2 separate regions of the Mus musculus genome follow, and region 2 is linked to region 1. A link is a loop called in an ENCODE intact Hi-C map of the cell type or tissue named here. Cell type or tissue: heart. All regions are shown on one strand.

What was found. Hi-C counts contacts between places; a loop is a spot of excess contacts. Peaks named below come from ENCODE experiments on the same cell type or tissue, not always from the same donor. Only the 100,000 strongest peaks of a DNase experiment are listed, where the experiment ranks them.
Region 2: it touches region 1 in a loop (6-fold over the local background); 33 of 42 quality-filtered maps call a loop at or near these places.

The regions. Positions count from the first base shown.
Region 1 is chr3:67,563,874-67,571,873 of GRCm38, forward strand. No RefSeq gene overlaps it. Among named protein-coding and RNA genes, the nearest start is that of Gm25919, 5.4 kb to the right of the region's middle. In heart, CTCF peaks have their summits at 1,064 (motif pointing left) and 4,619 (motif pointing left); a DNase peak (open chromatin) is centred at 4,508; H3K4me3 peaks cover 301 bases; H3K27me3 peaks cover 1,222 bases.
Region 2 is chr3:67,509,676-67,517,675 of GRCm38, forward strand. It overlaps Rarres1 (retinoic acid receptor responder (tazarotene induced) 1), which reads right to left and starts at 5,848. Exons shown (of 6, transcript NM_001164763.1): 1 at 5,486-5,848. The coding sequence starts at 5,740. Gm40067 (a long non-coding RNA gene) reads left to right here and starts at 5,574. Exons shown (of 3, transcript XR_001783859.2): 1 at 5,574-6,081. In heart, CTCF peaks have their summits at 3,334 (motif pointing right) and 5,974 (motif pointing left); DNase peaks (open chromatin) are centred at 3,336 and 5,816; H3K4me3 peaks cover 1,320 bases; H3K27ac peaks cover 665 bases; H3K27me3 peaks cover 2,402 bases.

The DNA of each region.
Region 1 (8,000 bases):
TTTATTACAAAACAGTGTAAGATTGTTAAAATAGTAGAAATGCCTATTAATGAGATTGACAGACAAGAAATAAACCGTGCTATTTGTAGTTTACTGAATTTTGACAAGTGCACCTCAACAACACCAATGGGAGAAAGCAGACTTTTCAACAAATTGTTCTGGGTAAACTGAACATACAGTGCCACAATATTAAGCTCAGATTCTCTTCCTATACACAGTAACCGACTCAGGCTGGGTAGGGAGGTTTGTTCTTAACAGCACTAAGGAGGCAAAGGCAGGCAGATCTCGGCGAGTTTGAGGCCAGCTTAGTCTATAAGGTGAGTTCCAGGACAGCTATGGCTGTGTTCTGGTGGGAGGGGAAATCATGCAATTTGTGGGAGTTGGTTTTCTTCTGGGGATGGAACTCAGATTTGGTGGCAAGTGCCCTCTCTCCCTGATCCATTCTGCAAGTCCCATGGCCACCTTTCTCCTTTAATCAATAGTGCTTTAGAAATCTGGTCAAAGACCAGTTTTGTTTGTTTGTTGTTTGTTGTTGTAAGGTTCTGTTAGGAGAAGGACTGCAAGCCCCTGTAATAGCACTGACATTCTCTAAGATGGTGGAGAGTGGTTCGCGGAGGTAAAGACAGCAGAGAGATCTCTCTCTGTGCTTATATGGATCTTTCATCCAAAGACAGAAATGCCAAGCTGTTAGTATTACAGATGTTGAAATCACATGATTATGGTTTTAGTCACCCCACCACAGAATTTGCTCTTGATTTAGATAATTTGAGTTATTAAGGCAAGGCTACCACACCCTTGGTGAGGCCATGCTCAACCAGGCTCCCTCCTGAAGCATGGGAGCCCTGAGCATCTCAAGATACGCTCAACCCTTGGGAGGTCCTGCCTTGTTCTTCTACTGAGCATGTGCATTTTATTTAAAGACTTTAAAACTAAAATAGGATTACATATTTTCCCCTCTGCCACCCATCCCTTGTTGAATGTGTGGGTTTTCAAAGACAACGGTTATCCTAAAACAAGCCAACCTAGAGGACTGTAGCCGAGAAAGTAGTCCTAGAGTGACATCCACTGGCCACAGGACCTTAGTGACAGGGTGACAGTGTCAGGACTCCAATAAGCATTTCAGGAATGCTCCAAAGATCTGAGCATGTCCATCCCAGACTGAATGATTTCCACTTTAAAAAAACTTTCAGCTATTATTGTCGGGGGGGGGGGGCGAAGACAGAGGCTGATGGCTCCCTGGGGCTCCCTGGCTGGCTAGCCTTGCCTACTTGGCAAATTTCCAGCCAGTAAAAGACTCTATTTAAGTCAGGCAGTGGTGGTTCTTGCCTTTGATCCTAGGAGAGGGAAATGGGGAGAGGCAGAGGCAGAGGCAGAGGCAGAGGCAGAGGCAGAGGCAGAGGCAGAGGCAGAGGCAGAGGCAGAGGCAGAGGCAGAGGCAGAGGCAGAGGCAGAGGCAGAGGCAGAGGCAGAGGCAGAGGCAGAGGCAGAGGCAGAGGCAGAGGCAGAGGCAGAGGCAGAGGCAGAGGCAGAGGCAGAGGCAGAGGCAGATCTCTGTGAGTTTGAGGATAGCCTAGCCTACAGAGTGAGTTCCAGTACAGCCAAAGAAGGCTACACAGAGAGAAAGCCTGTCTTAACAAAATAAAAGAAAACCAACCAGCAAACCAAACAAACAAGCAAAACAGACACACACACACACACACACACACACACACACACACACACACACACACAAAGATGCCTGAAAACTGTGAAGAATGTGACAGCCAGAGTGGTCTCTGGAGTTTATGTTCACGTGCACATATGTGTATCTTCACACCCAAACATTTACATGTGTGCACTTAATCTGTTATCAGTCATTACAGACATTCTCTACTTCTGGAAACATATACCGCATGTGCATTACAGATTAGCAAACGTCCAAAAGCATCACACTTTCTTCCTTTAGAGTGTGGGAAAACAGAGGTTTTCTTTGAACTTGTCATAGGTGTAGGGTTTTAATTTCATAACTTGTTAGTATGTGGAGTAGCTGCTTGAGCAGTTTAGGTTCCCACCAACGGCGTGAAAGGCTCCTTTCCCACCCCCTCACTTGCATCTGCTGTCATTGTTATCTCATTAAAAACACCTTCTTTTTTAATTCGATGGATATGTGTGTATGTTGGGGGGGTGTTTGCACGAGTTCAGCATCCCCAGAGGGCATCAGAGTCCCTGCAGCTGCCATTACAAGGGGTTGTGAGCTGCCAGTCTTGGAAACTGAACTTTGGTCCACTGAAAGAGCAGCATACTCTCTTAACTTCGGAGCCATTTCTCCAGCCCAGTTGATGTTGGTGATAACCTCCCAGACTGGAACCCAAAGCGCACAACCTTGAGTGTCAGTCCTCACCTCGAGCCACTACTCTTGACCACTAATGTGTGAGCCAGGCCAGCTGCCTGAGAGCTCCTGCGACTCTGTCTTTGCCTCACATCTTGCCTTAGTAATGCTGGAATGACAGATGTGCACATCACATGGGTTATATGAAGGCAAACTAAGTTCCCTATGTTTGTGTGGCACTTTAGCCGCTCAGCCATTTCACTGGCCCAGTGGAATCTTGATGTAATTTTAGTTTTCATTTTCCTGATGGCTAAAGTGTTGACCTTTTATTTAGGGATTACTTGCTGGGCATTTTGGCTTGTTCTGAGAATCGCCTGTTCTATTACTTTGTTCATTTATTGATTTGGCTGTTTGTGTGTGGGTGCTTTATTTTTTCCAGTTTAAAAAATATACATTCTGAATACTAATTCCGTGTGATCTAAATATCTCGCAAAGATTTATGTCCCCCATTCTTGGGCTCAGCATTACGGTGATTGTTCCATAGAAGCTGTTTTATTTCATGTGACCTCATTTGCTAATATTTGAAATTAATTCTTGAGTGAATTGAAGTCCTATTTTAAAAATCACTATGTATGGAATGCTTCCCATATATGTTCCTCTAGTGGTTTCAAGGTCTTAAAGGTTTCTAATCTATTGAATTATTTCCATACAGGGAAAGAGATAGGAATCTAATTTCAATATTATGCATCTGGCTGTCCAGCTTACCCACCACTGTCTGTTAGAGGGACTCTCTTTTCTCCAACATGTTCTGGGCCCATTGTGTAGGCGCAGGAGTCTGCAGCTAAGTGGGCTTATTTATAGGTTTTCTAGCTTATTGGTCTACCTCTCTGCTTTTGTTCCAGTACCATGCTAAAATGGTGATTTTCATAACACAAAATGCTGCAGCACTTCCAACAAGAAAATTTGGCAATATTTAGCAAAGTTCATTTTTTACTCTAATGCATGAATCCCTCCTTAGCCTAAAAAAAAAAAAGCCCACAATTCCTTCAGATAATAGAACAGTTATCGTACTCAAGATTATTGCAAAACATATTTTGTAATAACAGAACCCTGGAGATGTGCCAACTGCATCGCAATTCGGGACAAATGTGTTTGATGATATGGGATGGGGTGGAAGAATATGGAAAGGTGTATAAGCTGGTAAGAGTGAGGGAAACCTCTGTGAAATCTTATAGAACATTTCTCAATAGAAGTTAGGTAGACAACTGATACTGCTGCTTTTGGACAGGGCTTGATATACAGCCCTGCCTGGCTTTGAAATGTTGCTCCTCACCCCTCTCCTTTTTAAAGGCCTAAAGCAGGAACCAATTACGATGTTTAGCTTTGAAGCTTGGGGGAGGAATGGTGGAGGTGAGAACCGAACCGGACCGAACCGAAGGCTTCTCAGGTCAAGCAGATCACCAGCCTTTCTGACATGCTCGACAAACCAGGTCACTTAATGTGTACATATGCTGAAATACGTACAGATCAGAGGGTGATAACCGTGCGTGTGGGGTTAGGAGGGGGAGGAGTTGAACCATACGTAACTCTGCACTGTTGCAATTCTTATATTCTGACAAAACCATGCTAAGGGAGGAGACATTTATTTTGGCTCACAGTTTGAAGGGATGCAGTCTGTCATGGCAAGGAAGGCATGGTGTCTGCAGTGGTTAGCCAGACACTGGCAGCTTCTCATGATAAGAGCAAGGGACCCTAAATAGTCACCACCTTTAAGGTTTTCCCCAGTCATTAGCTTCTGCTACTAGGCTACACAGCCCAAACACTCTATGAAATGTCACAGAACCAAAGTTCATTTTTTTTACTCTAATGCATGAATTCCTCCTTAGCCAAAAAAAAAAAAATCACATTTTTTTTTTTTTTTAAGGAGTGGGTGGCAGCAGTGGACCAGGGGCTAGCGAGTCCCTTGTGCTCATCTGCTGATGGGCGCATGCTGGATTTAAAGCCGGGCGGGCGTCATTTCTGAATAGTCCCTCTCTGTCTCTCTGTTCTGACAAGCTGTGTTGGCACCACTTGGGGAATGTCCCAGTTGTAAAATATGCTCTGTAGAGGAGTGTTCCTATCTCCTAATGCTGACATTCCAGTGGCATTAAAAATAACCTTCTCATCCCAGAGGTCTGTGTTTGTGCGCGCGTGCGCGCGCGGGTGTGAAAGCCTGTGTTGTGAAGCTATACTCCTGCTTAGTAGCCTTTTGGCCAGCGAGGAAGGTGGAGCCCCTCCCTTTGGATGTCTTTCCTGCGCCATCTACTGGCAGAGGTGAACATTGTACCGTTGGCAAAGGAACACAACATTTTAGGCAGCTTGGGAAAGGGTAATGTTGGGAGCAGACAGTAAATCCAAAATCCACGTGGAGCGTGGTTATTGATACTCAACATAGCTGTTCCTGAATCAGGTTTGTCCTCCTTTTCAGTTTGTGATTCACAAATATAAATGCACCGTTATTATTGCTTGATTTATAATGATGCATTTCTGTTACTCAGCTAAAAGGCTTCTTTAAAAACTTTCCAGTTAGGGTTTGGCAAAATGTCTTAAAGAGTAGAGGGACTTGCTGTCAAGCACGACGACCTGGGATTCATCGCCAGAACACACACGCTGGAAGAAGAGAACCGACTTCTGCAAACTGTCACCCTACCACACACTCATTTATAAATAAGTGCATAAAGCAACTGTAAACATTCAAATAGAACCATTCATGATAACCTGTTTTTCTGATTCTCTCATCCCTTATAGGGGAGGAAAAATACAATGTGTTTACTTTCTGCAGTTGACTTTAATGCAGACTTCCATGCATGTGGGCGGGGAGACCAGCAGATAGCCATATAGTTAACACACAGATAGATGCATGCAAAACAGGAGAGAAAACAAATCCTAGTGGATGGGAAGGGGGCCATGGACACAGAACAGTCATAAAAGGCATTTGAAAAGTAGATTTATTAAAATAAATTTATATTTACTTATTAAAATAAATTTATTAATATAAGTTTGGTCATTTGTGTTAGATATTGAGTGTGCTATTTTATCCCCAGCATGATATATGGGGATGTGAAATACTCCCTACAGGCTTATGTGTCTGAAGACTTCATCCCCAGTTTGTTGGCATTGTTTTGGTTCTGTGACATTTCATAGAGTGTTTGGGCTGTGTGGCCTAGTAGCAGAAGTTAATGACTGGGGAAAACCTTAAAGGTGGTGACTATTTAGGGTCCCTTGCTCTTATCATGAGAAGCTGCCGGTGTCTGGCTAACCACTGCAGACACCATGCCTTCCTTGCCATGACAGACTGCATCCCTTCAAACTGTGAGCCAAAATAAATGTCTCCTCCCATAGCATGGTTTTGTCAGACATCTGGTCATACAATAAGGAAAGTAACTAACACGGTACCTGTTTTTATTCCCAACATGCCAGCCTTTCTGGTCTTCAGGACAAACCAATTGTGTATCTTCCAAGGTAGATAACTTCCCTCTCTTCCTCTTAAAACCTTTTTTCTTTTTTTGGGAAATGTTATGCATGCATGTTTTGCCTGCATGTATGTATTGTACCACATGCATACCTGGTGCTGGTAGAGGAAGAGGGCACTGGATCCCTGGAACTGGAGTTACAGAACAGATGGTTGTAAGCCATGATGTGCATGCTGGGAACTGACCCTAGGTCCTGTTCAAGAGCGGCAAGTGATCTTAACAACTGGTCCACCTCCCTGCCACTCTCCCTTCACCAGCTTTTCAAACTAGATAAGAGGAACATGCTGCCACTCTGGCGGTCTCTGCATTATAAACATATATTCCGCCATACATATTAATCCCACGTACGTTACACAAGTTTCTGTTGCTGTGAGAGATTCAGCTGGGCAGAGGAACAGTCTCTGGGACATCTTTCATGGCTGATTTGCTCTGTCACATTGCAGTTTGTGATGAGGCTGAAACACTGTGGTGGGACAGAGTGGTAGAGGAGAGCGGCTCATCTTGTGGTGGCCAAATGTCAGGGGAGAGGGAAGGATGTGGGGGAGGGGGGGAGAAGGGAAGAGAGCAGAGGGGTCTGGGGCTCGATGTATTCCCAAGGGCAGTACCCCAGGTAGACACTCCCTTAACTATGTCCGTGCTGTTTCCCCTGTATATCTTTCCCTGCAAAATTCACAATTCCATTTATCTTAAAGACTGAATACATTTCCATCTGATGTATGTACATTTTATTCACTCATTCACTCATTGATAGGCATCTAGGCTTTTTCCAGCTATTGTAAATAGAGCAACAGTAAATGTGGATGTATAAGCAGCTCTGGGTGTGCTGAGTTAGATTCTTTAGGACATGTGTCTAAGACTGCTATAGTTGGATCACGGGGTAGTTCTAGTTTTATTTTAAAAATTCCCATATTGGTCTCCATAAAAATCTTTGCATATTGATGCACTCCAGCAGCTCATCGATGGGGTAGGTGTTGGGGTGCGCTGATTCAAAGCCCTGGATCTGGGCCTGAGAGGTATCTGAGCTGGTCAGCCTGCTCACACTCTCAAGCCTTTGGGGTTGACTCACAAGTAGCCTCCACAACCAGAACCAGTTTTATCCTGTTGTCCAGGCAAGGTGCAGGACCAGCTCTCCTGGGTGCTGAAGCCAGGAAGGGACAAGGCTAGTTCTTCCACTCTCAAGATCCTTGGATAGCTTTCCTACCTGCCATAGGTGGTGAGGGCAAAAAGGAGGGGAAGGGACCACACAGCAGACAAGAGGCAGGACTGCCTCTCCCATGCTCAGGCCCACAGACCAGTTTGCCCATTCTCCCGACACTAGGGTCAGTTCTATTGTGCTGTCCAGGCAAGATGCAGGGCCTACTCCTGAGTGCTGCAGCTGGTGAGGGGCGGGACCAGTTCTGCTCTCATGACGTGCCCGCTCTACCTGTCGGGAGCCATTTTGCCTGCTTCTATCAGGCAGGGTCAAGGCAGGCCAGGGTCGGCTGGCAGATTTCCTGGCCTGTTGATGAATGAAATGATAAGGGGATATACTTGAAACTCAAGGCGAGGGGCTGGATGTCCTGCTAATCTTGGAGGAAAGAACAAGGAGGCCTCTGGATGGGTATAAATATCTAGTGTACATCAGCCATTGTCTATGCTGGCTTGTGACTTTGTTTCCCACAATACTATAAAGTATGTAAAGGTTATGAGAAACACATTTGGGGCTGGCACAGTATAGACCTGCAGCCCTCCCGATCTCTAACCCTTGTCTCTGAGTCTTCCTTTTCTATAATCCTCTCACTCTCCCCTCAGATGACAGGGACTCTGCCACAGACGGGACTCTGCCACAGACGGGACTCAGTGGGTCCTCCTCAATCCGTGCGAATCAAGGCCTCGACCAGATGGGCATAGAATCGGAGGGTGACAAACAGAGATGACATGAGAGAGTGTGTTGTCACAAAGTGAACACCAGTCTTATATAATACAGAAAACAAAGGGGTAGGATGTCACAGCAGGCAAAGTACATTGAAGTATCTGACACAAAACAGAGGAATGACTTGAAAAGGACTTGAAAGAACCAGGTAATATTTACAATAAAGATAAAACAGCCCTGCCAAGGGTCAGCTAATGACAGGTAAGGATTTCACACCTTATTCACAATTTGTGCTACTCCTTTGAGCCTTATGAAAGCTAGCACCAGG
Region 2 (8,000 bases), 54 kb before region 1:
ACTCTAGCTGCATATGTATCAAAAGATGGCCTAGTCGGCTATCACTGGAAAGAGAGGCCCATTGGACTTGCAAACTTTATATGCCCCAGTACAGGGGAATGCCAGGGCCAAAAAGTGGGAGTGGGTGGGTAGGGGAGAGGGGGGAGGGTATGGGGGACTTTTGGGATAGCATTGGAAATGTAAATGAGGAAAATACCCAATAAAAATATTTAAAAAAAAAGTCAGGTCAGAACAGCACCTGGTCCAGGAAGTTAGACAGAAGACAGGCGGTTACAATAAAATACTGCCAGTTTCAAGATCGAAGCAAAGGGAGCGAGGGCAGCCAGTTCCCAAGAACTATAATGCCTGGTAATGTCGGGAAGTATTTTAAAGGGCCTCGGGACTGGTGTGCTTGGGCAAAAAAATGTCCCTATAGACATTGTTATGAAATGGTATTTCCCCAGGGTCACTCACTAATTATATGGATTGATAAGATTACCCTAGTTTATTTTGGAGACAGATGTGACTCAGATGGCTTTGAGCATAAGAGACAGAACCACGAACCAAGAGCACAGTTGACACCAAGAAGAGGCAAGGCAATGGGGCTTCCCCTAGGTTCCCAGGGCAATGGAGGCCCTGGGACACTTTGCTGTCAGCCCAGTGTGACCCATGTTCAACCTCTGACCTCCAGAACTACAAGTGAATCTATTTCATGTTTCAAACCCACTAGCATTATGGTAACTTGTCATATGGTGGTAAGAAGAAACAGAGAAAATTAGTTGTGATCCCTAATGTAATCTTCGCTGTGGACACGTGCGCTGGGTGAGCCTGTGGATTCGCATTCATCTTCTGTGCAAGTACACACACGCTTCTCTTTCGTAACTGGATTCTAGGGGCGGATATGCCCTGAACAACCATAACAAATAACCCAGACTAGACACTTGTTATGCCTACTAGCCTTAACCAGCTTGGCTCTCTTATTTAATAAACATTCTCCGGGTGAGCTGCCACTGCCCTGCCTGCATGTGTGCACATCTAAGCACGGAATGACTCACTGCTAAGCAGTCATTGTAACTGTGTATTATTAAAGATCACTCTTTTAGGCATTGAGTATTTGCGTTCAGTTTCCAGTAGCACCATTCTGAGCCTTAAAGGAAGACTCTAGGGCCCCGTGTAGATCGATCACTCCACCCCCACTAGGTTTTATGTGGAGCACTACCAACACCACGTAAATACAAACATCCTGGTCTTACACGTAGGAAACCAAATTAAAGCGTTGTGGACAGGAGGGGGGGCATAGAAACAAAGCCAACTTATTATGGAATGGTTGAGGATGTGCCCACTAGCTAGCTCGTCTGGGTACAGTTAGCTTAGGCAAAATTGGGGGCAAATTGCAAAGAAAGCCAGGCAAAATTTTTACCCCTGCTGACGTTCCACACTCAATGCAGACCCAGACTCTGCCCTCTGGGAGCTGGAATGATGGGGCAAAGACTATACTGTGCCTAAGCATGGTCATGTCAGGGCAGGAGTGTGCTACCTCTCTGCTCTGTGTTACAGTGTCTCCCCCACCAGGCAGGGTGCAGGTCTGAAGTGAACATGGTCCACACAGGGGTGCCTCTGATTTGGCTGTTGTCTTGTGAAGGTCCTAAAAGCGGTAAAGAGCTTTCTTTCAGTGAAAGAAAACACTCCTTCGCTTTCCTCTTGTATTATCTTCCCTCCTGCGTATGCACCGCAGCCTCTTGAGGTCCCCAGTGTTAGCTTCCATGTAATGCGTTCTACATAATGCACTGCTTTCCTATTCTTAAGACTGACCCTGAATTATTGACATTAATGGAGGCAAGCCTTCAAGAGGAGCCGTGATTAGGTGTCTGATACTGGACTAAAGTGCTCCGCAGATGGAAAAGTGGTGAGGCTCTTTCTTAGTGGAGTATGTGCACTTGGCGCTGTATGGCCCCGGGGACACATTTTGCTCCTGCTTCAGATCCATGCTACTTTGAATCCTGGAAGTACAGCCACTGCTCTACCTCCTGGCCTGACAAGGGTGGCCTGATGGCTTGCCTACATACCTACGGGCTAGCCACTCGCCATTCACTTACTGCCTAGTTAGAAATCTAATGTTGGGTGAGCGGTGAAGAATAGGCATACAAGTGTGTCAAGGCCATTGGCCATATTTGCTTCCTACTGCTTAGAGACCATGACCAAAAGCAACTTGGGGAGGAAAGGATTTCTCTGGTTTACACTTTCCCAGAGCAGTCTCTCGCTGCGGGAAGCCGAGGCAGGAACTCAAGCAAAGGTCGCAGGGCTTTACTGGCTCCCTATGGGTTGCTCAGCACCCACTGTTTTTTTTTAAAAAAAAACACAACCTGAGACCACCTGCCCAGGGGCTGGACCTTTCCACATCAATCATTAACCAAGAAAACAACCCCCAGAGACTTAGCTATTGGTGGATCTGACGAAGACATTGTTCTCAGTTGGGGTTCCTTCTTACTTCCTTTTGGTCAAAAGATGACAAAAGCAAACCAAACCACTGCCACCACCACCACCACCACCACCACCACCAACAACAACAACAACAACAACAACAAGCTAGCAAGCACACTCACAAAATCCAAGTTAAATGCTCCAGAAAGAATTGATGAAGTTGTCTCTTTAACTCTTGCTGTTTTGAGCGAGCCAGGATTGTGGAGGAAGGGGAAAGGGAGGCTGGAGGGTTGGGCATCCCACCCTCTGCAAGCACACACCCCGCTGGCAGGGAACCATAACTGACACTGAAATGATGTGCTATGGACATGCTTGCTTGCTAGGAAAACCCCATGGAGTTCTAGTTAAAGGACCCTCCATAAATATAAAAGGACCCATTTATACTCACTGGTTTTTATTGCCCTTCTCCCACTACACCTTGCCTGTCTGTTTGCATTGTGTCTGGTCTGGGATAAGAAATGGGTGTTTGTCAATTCCCCCAAATCAGCTGATCCCAGAATGAGTTGACTTTCTTAGGAAGTATATGCCCAGGAGACTGTGCTCAAATCCCCCAAATTTCAGTGAAAGCAATATTTCTAGTAATGGAAAAAGCACCCTGGGCCTGATCCAGGACAACCAGTACCTAAGAACTTCCACTACTGCCTGGAATCTTCCCCACACCCACTGTGGTCCTGAGGCTGTGCTGTGTGGTAGCAGGAAAGTTGAAAATTTTGATTATGAATAGGTAGTGTATGGCCAGGAGCAAGGTGACATCAGGCAGGCAGGGATAGCAGAGAACACAGGCAGCTGTAAAGTCTCCTCTGCAATTAGGAACTGAGACCAGGTCCTTGCTCTTTCTTACACCATAATCTGCAGTGATGGCTGCATCTGACCACCAGAGGGCAACAGTGTTTCTAGAATGAGGACTCTGAAGCACTAAAAAGAGAATCGAGGGAATCTTAGAGCTGGAGTCATTTGGGTGCCTGGCTTTCATGCTTTGTTTGTTTTGTTTTGTTTTGTTTTAAGACGAAATATACAGCAAGAACTGCGTCCCTCATCACGACCGAGTTTATGCACATGTTTCTGAAACACGACTCTCTGCTTTTATCATGTGAATACATAGTCTATAGCCCACATTATTTCATTACATAGAACTAAGAATATAGCTCAGTGGTAGGACAGGTGCCTGGGGTATAGACACAATACACACACACACACACACACACACACACACACACACACACACACACACACACACACCAAAACAAAACAAAACAAAAAAAGGAAACAGCAGCACCTGCTTCAGATTCCAGGAAGCCAGTCCTGGTTTCTCCATTCTCACAGAGCCTTGCAGGCCCTTGCCAGATGTCTATCACTTCAACACTGGCCTGCTTGATCGTCTTTAAGGGTGGAGTTTTAGTAACCTTTGAAGGAAAACAATTTCACTGGATTTGTGGAAGAACTTGATTCCTGGCACACTGGCCTCTTTTCCTTGGCTCCTGCAGTCACATAAGTGTTAAATTATCAGCGAGGTTAAGGGGAAATGTAACATTGTTTCTCATAGCCTTGAGTTCCAAGTTTATCTGTGTTCACGCGCATACACCACCATTTGGGATGAGCTAGGGTCACCTTGAAGTGACCACTACAGATGCTGAACAGCACCCAAGCTCCTGCTGACACGAAAGGAGTGAGCTCTCCTTCAGATGTTGAGAGCTAGCTGCTTTTGTAAGGATGCCAAGGGGTAGCTGAAAAAGCCCAGAAATGCTAGGTATTTTAGGAGTTTAAAAAAAAATGACATTTATTATGTGTGTGCATGCATGCTGTAGCAGGCACGTGGAAGTCAAAGGACAACTTGGGGGAGTCAGGTCTCTTCATCCACCTCCTGGTCAGAGGATCAAACTCACAAGCTTGCCAGCAGGCACCTTTACCCAACGACTGTCTCACTAGTTCTATTTTATGATTTTTTTAAAAATCATATTGGATTGAAAGAAAATAATCCCTGGTATTTGAAAATTGGTGAACTTTGTCCGTCTGGGTTTGTTTGTTTGTTTGTCTGTTTGTTTTAATAGAGAATTCTCCCCCCCCCCACCCCCCAATAACGAGGGAGGTTGTCATCAGGGCTCCTCTTTCCTCAAAGAAGAGGACAAGATCTTAAGTTGTGACTTCATTTCTCCGGTGAACTAGTAAAGGCTGGATGGAGCCTGGAGTAGAGACTGTCCCTGAGACAGTAAAGATTGTTTTGCTGTTGCTGTTTATTTAACACTCACAGTAGTTTGCCTTTTTCTAGAAATAAGGAAATAAGGCTGAGAGTTACGAAGGTGATTCACATCATCTGATGCTACACGGAGGATGGTCTTTATCATCACACCAATTTAAATCTTATGCTCCACTCTACAGAAGATGCAAGGCTGCGGATCTGTGGCTTTGTGGAACACCCCGGGAGCCTCATTGCCTCGGGATTCCGCAGTTGTGTAACTTTAAAAATCTGTTTAATGAAGAGAGCAACACATCTACAGCCACTGTCCGGAAATCAGCAAGCGATCTAGGAGCTGAAAAGTTTCGATCGCCCTTTCAGTTATGCAGAAGACGGCGGCCCTGTCACTCCCTAGTTAGATTAAGAAGATACCAGAACTGAATGGTCCCTGGTCAGACCCCTGAGTAACCTTTACCACTTTATCCCGAAGCCTTGCACTGGTGGCCTGCCATGAACAACGAAACTCTAGAAACGTGTCTGCGATGTAGAGAGCTGGCTTAGCTTTTGTACACACACACCTCCCCTACTTTGGTAGGAGCCATAGAGTCTAAGCCATGAGTAGACTGGGTACACAGTGCGCATGCCAACACCCACACTGGGTACCCCGACCAGGGGCTGTTATTCATGGGACCTTTTTTCTTAGGTTCTCAAACACGCTAAGTATTTCTGGCCTCAGAAATACCGGAAAGGCAGAGGCAGCGTTGGAGGGCTCCGCGCCTCTCGCGCGACACAAGCTCAGGCTGGGAACGCTGCGGTCCCCGAGCGTGTCCCGCCGCGTCGCGGCTCACTCACCCACGCGCGGCCCTCCTGCACGGTGGCCAGCACCCGTAGCGCGCTGGGCGAGCCCGCGCGGAAGTTGAAGAAGTGCAGCGCAGCGCGCGCCGCCAGCTGCAGGATCCCGCGTGGCAGCCCCACGGCCGCGGGCTGCCGGGGGACTTCGGTGTATTCCAGGTCCGCGGGCTCAGTGACAGCAGCGGCCAGTGCGAGGCTCGGCAGCAGCCAGAGGCTCAGCAACAGCGCTGGCATCGGGGGTTGACGGGGCTGCATGGACACGGGCGGCAGGGGCCCACGGGGCTGCGTGGATGGGGAAAGCTGGCGCTGAGCTCCCTGGACCCGGTTCGCAGTGCTCACGGAAATAGGCCACGGCGGCCACTCCCCTCCGCCCCCGGGTCGCCGCCCTTCCTCGCCTCCCTGTCCAAGCAGAAGGACCAGAAGGCGCCTCCGGGAGAGCGGGTCATGTCCCATGTCCCCATGACGCGGTGAGAGGGGACATGGGACAGTGGGGCGCCTCCTTGAGGGCACACTCCGACTCCAACTCTGGGAACTTAGCTTGTCGCCTGCGGCTGCTGCAATTTCACAACCCTCAGGTCTTAGAACCCACTCCAAAGGTTAGTTGAGGTGAAAGAGGAGACGGGTGGTGACAGGGACCAGTGGCCTTGGCCTTGATGGGGAATTTGAGAAGAGGCAGCTGGAAACAGGGAAAGTGTGCAGAGGGCGGGAGCAGGTAGTGAGCACCTGCAGGCCAGGTAGGGAGGAGGGGCGGTGGGCGACCGGACAGAGGTTTTGAGAATCAAGTAAATTAATTAATACTGGAGAGGGGCCTTGGGTTGAAGCCAGATTCCAGTGGCGTGAGGTGTGGAATCAACGCGTCACTGAAGGCAAGAGGTGGCTACTATTTTCTAAACCACAGGTAAGAGAAAGCCCTTTAGGGACCTGTGAGGTGGCTCAGTGAGTAAAGGTGCTAGCCACCAAGCCCGATGACTGGAGTCTTGCCAGGACCAATGTAGTGAACAGAGAGAACATACTCAAGCAAGTTGTCCTACGACCACCACCCACCCACCTACCTACGTACAACATAACAAATTAAATAATAAATGAAATGAAATGTAAGAGAGACAGAACAACCGGAGATACCCAGGGGTCTAGCCCACCTCATCAGCAGCAGTCGCTATCCTGAAGGACCAAAGAATGATTGAGACCCATTTGTTAACTACTGCTTGTGAAGCTGGGAGACACCTGTGGAACAAAGGGAGCAGTTGGCTGGGTATCTTTCCTGCCATCCCAGCCTGCAGCCTACTGCCTGCCATCTGCCTTAGACTCCAGTGCTCAAAGACGGGATTCTGGAAGGAGCCATCCTATGATCACCAAGCCATAGGCCTGTGGACAAAGAGAAACTGTCTAAACGATACTCCCCCCTGTTGCCCATCTGTGGACTGTCTTTCCTTCTGCAGATTTACGAAACACCTGGGTCATGGGGAGATGAGGATGAGCAACCAGATAAACATCTGGAGCACACCTACAGTCGATGAGCCAAGGGAACGTGTCCTGTGCTGTTTGCAATAGCATGCTCTGCAGAAAATTGAGGAGGGAGCCAGAAGCCTTAAGATGGTGACTTAACCCAGGTCAGGGCTGGCAGTCATATCAAGAGGGGACAGCAGAATCATTGGGGTAGGTGGAGTATTTCAAAAAGGCCCACATATCCTTTGTTTCCATTTTCTTTCCCTCTCTCACCCTGCCCCTGGACTAACCATGGTCAGTACCCATATGGTCACTTAGGAAGCAAAGTGGACATCAGCTGTCAGAAAACATGTGCTTCCTAGTGTACATAAGAGGCCAGGATACCTGTTCCCACTCCTGCCACAAATGCCAATGAGCAGAGATGGGTTGAATATTATGTTGCACTTTGTATAGAAAGGCAGGCAACCAGAGAAGGCAGTGGATAGACATCCTTAGGAAAAGCTGCCTTCCATCTCACCGAGCCAGGAGGAGGAGAACAAGGCAGACAATTATCCTGGAGCTGCCATGCCCCTCTGCTCACAGGGACAGTCACATCTTTGAGATTAGAGATGCCTGCCCCCCCCCCCCCCCCCATCATCTTCCCTGAAAGCTTCTCTCATTCTGTAAACATCTAGGCTCAGGAACTTTCCTGGAATATGCAGTGTAGTTGGTGTCTTCTGGAGTCAACCCTCCATTTGTCTAGGGCTGAACTCGGGACAAGTAAACTGGTTCACAGTGTGCATGTACTAAGCTGTTAACATGTACATGCAGATTCTTTTTTGACGTTCACAATTCACTTTGAATTCAAAAGTGTCCCTAGCCATATCGCCTGTCAAGACTTCCCAGTGCCTGCTACATAGTTATGAATGTACCGAATACCTCTGGAAGAACCAACCAGAAACAGTGGTTGCTTTTGGATCATGGAAGTGAGTGGGCTTACAATGTTGGTCTTTTGACCTGAGATAGCACCCCCAGGTTATCCAGAGCCTGGAGCCCCTGCTTGGAGCCCAGATACTTAGGTTGAGCTGAA